Linked DNA regions of Homo sapiens: region 2 is linked to region 1. A link is a loop called in an ENCODE intact Hi-C map of the cell type or tissue named here. Cell type or tissue: right lobe of liver. All regions are shown on one strand. Links, peaks and the distances in the headings refer to the core of each region. The heading gives the core; the rest is flanking DNA.

Region 1 (2,913 bases), core at 268-2,767:
TAACAGACTGCAAAGGACGTGAACAGACATTCCGCAGAAGAACGGCCAGCGGATAGAACATGAAAAGAATGCTCGCTCTCAGAAGTACACAAAGAAAGGCAAGCTGAAACAAGAGACAAGTGTTGCCTCTCAACTTCTGCCAAAGTCAGACTGACTGTGTGGCCTGGCCCTGACCTCGCTGGGCAGAGGCCGGCACAGGCATGCAAGCTGGCCCACCCATCCAGAGAAGAGTTTGGAGGTACATCCATCAAGAGCCTGAAATGTGTTCACTCCTGGAGCATTTTCCCAGACGGTGACTAGACATGACCCCGTCCCCTGATTTGTCATCTCTGCAGGACTCATAGATACACAGGGCACGGGACAATTCACCAGGGGGCCAGCCCTTGCAGGCCTTGGTATCCAGCAGGGCTGCTGAGTCCAGCCTGAGCCCACATCCACAGTCCCACTTACCACAGGACGTGCCCACTGACCTGCCCTGGGGCCACCTCCCACGGACAGCAGCACTCTGACCCACTGCGTCCCGTAAATGCACAGTGTTCCTAAACCCCGCTGAAGCTGTTTTATGAACGTAGCCTATCTGGACCTGTTACTCCACCTCAGATCACCTCTAGACCACTTGAAGGTAAAGCCTTTGTGAACATGTTCCTGACTGCCGCCAGCAGGGTGAACACTGGGCATCGGCCGCCAGTCTCACTGAGGCCTACAGGAGCCCTAGGCCTACCTCCACAGCCCAGCATCGCCACAGCCCAGTGAAATGACCCCGAGTCCTCTGAGCCCCACAGGTCGAGACCCCCGACCAGCTCAGCTGCTCCCCGGGACAGGACAACTCACACAGCCTGGGTCCTCTGCCCACAAGCGAGGCAGGCAGGTGGGCCCAAGCTCAAACGCCCCCACGAAGCGAAGCAGCAGGGGGTAGGCAGGCAGGAAGGATGGCAAGCACACAGCCATGCATGAAGCACCCTGATGGGCCACGCTGGGCACCTGCCCAGGCCGCTGCTCTCCTGCAATCCACCCTCTGCCTGCTAACGTTCAACTCCTATTCACCTTCGAGATTCACCTCAGACACCACCTCCACTGCAGACCTTCTCTGCTCTAGACAGTCTACAAAAGCCCCACACCATCCTACCCTGTTCTCCTCCAGCACATGGCTCATCCTCCCGCATGGCTCCAAGCTCCCCAGGGGCACAGTCTGGGTCATCTTGAACCCCCTACTAAGGATGTGGGAAAGGGCAGCCCTCATCGACCACCTCTGTGGAGCTCTGGGTAGTGCCAAGCGCCTCCCCAGCATTCGCTCATGCATGCCTCTCGTTATTTACCACATTTCATCAAATCTAAGATGCGGCAGGTGGCGCCATCTTGGTCCTAGCGGAAGGTGTCCACGGGTTTTCCACGACTCCATCTCGAATACCAGCTGGCTGACAGCGACTATGAGACGCCACTGACTGAAAGACGCACCTCAGTTTCAGAGAAGTCACAAGGTGGAAATGCGTGCCTCTTAGAATCAATGAAGTAGGGTGCGTCCACTTCACAGTTGAGAAAACAGCTTCAGAGGGGCTACAAGTTGCTTGAGGTCCCACAGCTAGGAAGCTGGCATGCGAACTCAGCTGACCGAGCCCTGGCTCCTAACCACCTCTCCACACAGCCTCCTCTCAGCCCCTGGGCCTGGCTGGACAATCAACTCTGGCGACCACCCCTATTGGTCACAATCATCCATGGCTCCGACAGCGCCTGCCACGACGGGAGGCTGGGTGTTGTCTGGACAGCGCCCCCTTCAGGCAGGCCCGAGTGCCAGTTCCTTCGCAAGCAGGCTCCCTTCTCGGGAATCAGGCTGGAAGCAACAGGCATGGGTCAGCAAAGCTGCTCCCACGCGCTAAAAAACCCTGTCCATCCAGGCAAGACCCAGGAACACGCGGCTGAAAAAACACACGGGGAGGCCTCCAAATCAGTGAGAAAAAGACCAACACCTTTTGCCACTACCTCCCACAAGCCCTGTTTGGACCAAGGAAATGTGGACAGGGACAGGGACAGTCTATCTGCTCCCGTCCTGGACCGTGGCCTGTACAAACAAGTGGTCAGAAAGGGCACTCAGCGGATAGAGCGGAGACATCAGGAGAGTCCTTAGGGGTCCGATCTTTGCTGTTTCTCACCAAAAGGAAAGAGAGGTGCACACAAAGACATCCACTGCAGTTTTATTTAAGAGGTGCAAATCTGGAGGCCATGTCCAGAAGTCCAGCGATGGCGGGGACAGACTGCAGAGTGCCCCTCTGCAGAGTGTCCCCAGGGCACAAGGGGAGTGAGGAGGGGGCTGAGCTGGTGCAGAGGCTTCTCCGACAATGTGGGGGGCTGCCTGCAGCTGCAGCCTGGGGACATGGTGCATCCCCACCCATCCAGGGCCTGCTCTTCACTGGCTCCTGCTCTACCTGCCCACTCACTCACTCACTGATCAACAGATGCTGGCAGAAATGGCTGTGTCCCTGGCCTTGAGAAGCAGATGCAGCTCCCTGTCCCCAGAGGCCTACAGTCATATGGTACCTCCACAGGCTCGCTTGGCTGCGCTACAGGAGGCAGCGTCAGGGAAGCTTTCTCACCGTGATATAACCTCCCTGGCTTTTATGTAATAAAATGCAACCAGAAATCCTTAGTCAAGAGTCTGACAGAAGCAAAATGGGCAATCATCCTGGCACCTAACCCCATCGCTCCACGCTCAGGAATTCTCTTCCACATCTCACAGGTGTGACCTCAGTGTGCTGCTCTGCGTTGGGCCTTTTGCCTTAACTTGAATGCTTCTCCCCTCTTCCTGCCCAGTCTTCCTGTCCCTGCTGGGAGGGCTGCTGAGCATTCTGCACCACAGCCGACTCTCCCTCTCATCCTCCGATGTTGCAGTTGCAGCCCGTGTTTTGGCAGTGGTGAGCA
Region 2 (2,913 bases), core at 195-2,694, 190 kb before region 1:
CCATTTTGAATTTTTATAAGTAGTGTTTAGGTAAGGATCCCGCTTCATTCATTATTTTTTTTTTTTTTTTTTTTTTTTTTTTTTTTTTTTTTGAGACGGAGTCTCGCTCTGTCGCCCAGGCTGGAGTGCAGTGGCGGGATCTCGGCTCACTGCAAGCTCCGCCTCCCGGGTTCACGCCATTCTCCCGCCTCAGCCTCCCAAGTAGCTGGGACTACAGGCGCCCGCCACTACGCCCGGCTAATTTTTTGTATTTTTAGTAGAGACGGGGTTTCACCATTTTAGCCGGGATGGTCTCGATCTCCTGACCTCGTGATCCGCCCGCCTCGGCCTCCCAAAGTGCTGGGATTACAGGCGTGAGCCACCGCGCCCGGCCCCCGCTTCATTCTTTATATGTGTGTATCCAGTTTTCCCGGTATCGTTTGTTGAAAAGACTGTGCTTTTCTCATTGAATGGTTTTGGCGCCTTTGTCAAAATTTGCTTGACCGTGTATGTGAGGGTCGTTTCTAGGCTCCATTCTATTCCATTGGTCCCTGTGTCTGTTTTTATACCAGTAGCACACATTTTGATTACTGTGAACAACATATTCAGTGGCAAAATACTTAAAGCTTTTCCTCTAAGATCACGAACAAGACAGAGATGCCCACTTTCACCACTTCAACACCTTGTTCACTGTGGAATAAATCCCACCTGGTTATGGTATATAATCCTTTTAATATCCTGCTGAATTCAGTTTGCTAATATTTTATTGAGAAATTTTGCATCAGTATTCATAAGGGATATTGATCAGTAGTTTTCTTGTAGTATCTTTGTCTGGCTTTGGTATCAGAGTAATGCTAGCTTCATAGAATAAGTTAGGACGTGACCTCGCCTCTTCAATTTTTTGGAAAAGTTTCATAAGGCTTGGTGTGTTAGTTCTTGAAATGTCTGGTTAGAATTCATCAGTGAAGCTATCAGTCTAGGGATTTTCTTTGTGGGAGATTTTTTATTACTGATTCAGTCTCCTTACTAGTTATAGGTTTACTCAGGCTTTGTATGTCTTTAGTAGGTTGTGTGTTTCTAGGAAATTATCCATTTCTTCTAGTTTATCTAATTTGTTGGCATACATGTTTTCCTAGAACTCTCATAATCCTTTTTATTTTTGTGGCATTGGTTGTAATGTCTCCTCTTTATGATTTTAGTTATTTGCATCTCTTTTCTCCCTTACTTCTTCCCTCCCTCCCTCCTCCTTTCTGTCTTTTTTTGAGACAGGATCTTGCTTTGGCACCCAGGCTGGAGTGCAGTGGCAATCACAGTTCAGTGCAGACTCAACCTCCCGGACTCAAGCAGTCCTCTCACCTGATGCTACCATACCTGGCTAATATATATGTTATATATACGTGTGTATGTATATAGTAAACACATAAAATATATATATTGTATATATAACGTATTTTTTATTTATATATGTAAAAATATGCTGGATTCTTACCTAACGCTACATACATATTAAAAAATAACGTATGTAATGTTAGGTAAGGAGATATATGTGTGTGTGTGTGTGTATATATATATATATATATATATTTTTTTTTTTTTTTTTGGTAGAGACAGGGTTTCCCTGTGTTGCCCAGGCTGGTCTCAAACTCCTGGGCTCAAGTGATCCTCCTACCTTGGCCTCCCGAAGTGCTAGGATCACAAGTGTGAGCCACCACACCCAGCCTCTCTCTCTCTTTTTTTTTTTTTTTTTTGAGATGGAGTTTCGCACCAGGCTGGAGTGCAGTGGTGCGATCTCGATTGTGGCTCACCACAACCTCCGTTTCCCAGGTTCAAGCGATTCTCCTGCCCCAGCTTCCCGAGTAGCTGGGATTACAGGCATGGGCCACCACGCCCAGCTAATTTTGTATTTTTAGTAGAGACAGGGTTTCTCTATGTTGGTCAGGCTGGTCTCAAACTCCCGACCTTAGGTGATCCGCCTACCTTGGCCTTCCAAAGTGCTGGCATTACAGGCGTGAGCCACCGTGCTCAGCTCTTTCTTTCTTAGTTAATCTAGCTAAGTGTTTACCAATTTTGTTGATCTTTTAAAAAAACCAACTGTTTAATTTTTAAAATTGTTTTTCTATTCTCTAATTTCGTTTATCTGCATTCTATATATATATCTATATATATATTTTTTTTTTGAGACAGTGTCTTGCTCTGTTGCCCAGGCTGGAGTGCAGTGGCGTGATCATGGCTTATTGCAGCCTCTGCCTTCCAGGTTCAAGTGATTCTTATGCTTCAGCCTCCCAAGTAGCTGGGATTACAGGCGTGTGCCACCATGCCTGGCTAATTTTTGTATTTTTAGTAGAGATAGGGTTTCACTTTGTTGCCCAGGCTGGTCTTAAACTCTTGACCTCAAGTGATCTGTCCACCTCATCCTCCCAAAGTGCTGGGATTATAGGCATGAACTACTGCACTGGCCCTCCTTTCTATTTATTATCTACTGCTAGCTTTGGGTTTAGTTTGCTCTTCTTTTCTCTAATTCCTTGAGAAAGAAGCTTTTTTTTTTTTTTTTTTTTTGAGATGGAGTCCCACTCTGTTGCCCAGGCTGGAGTGCAGTGGCACAGTCTTGGCTCACTGCAACTTCCACCTCCTGGGTTCAAGCAATTGTCCTGCCTCAGCCTCCCGAGTAGCTGGGATTACAGGCATACACCACTATGCCTGGCTAATTTTTTTTGTACTTTTAGTAGAGACGGAGTTTTGCCATATTGGCCAGGCAGGTCTCGAACTCCTGACCTCAGGTGATCCACCCGCCTCAGCCTCCCAAAGTGCTGGGATTACAGGCATGAGCCACTGCACCTGGCCGAGAGTGAAGCATGTTTTTTAAATTATTTAATTTTTTTGTTTCATTTTGTTTTTTAACACCTGGTTCACATAGGCAGTATAAAAATTAATAGT

What was found. Peaks named below come from ENCODE experiments on the same cell type or tissue, not always from the same donor. Only the 100,000 strongest peaks of a DNase experiment are listed, where the experiment ranks them.
Region 2: a loop joins it to region 1, with 2.0 times the contacts of the local background. A loop is called at or near these places in 32 of 110 quality-filtered maps.

The regions. Positions count from the first base shown.
Region 1 is chr3:52,481,171-52,484,083 of GRCh38, reverse strand. All of the region lies in intron 13 of NISCH (nischarin), which reads right to left. Among named protein-coding and RNA genes, the nearest start is that of STAB1, 13 kb to the left of the region's middle. In right lobe of liver, for the core only: a CTCF peak has its summit at 1,766 (motif pointing left); no DNase peak of the experiment used is centred there; H3K27ac peaks cover 2,374 bases.
Region 2 is chr3:52,673,294-52,676,206 of GRCh38, reverse strand. All of the region lies in intron 3 of PBRM1 (polybromo 1), which reads left to right. Among named protein-coding and RNA genes, the nearest start is that of PBRM1, 11 kb to the left of the region's middle. In right lobe of liver, for the core only: no CTCF peak of the experiment used is centred there; no DNase peak of the experiment used is centred there.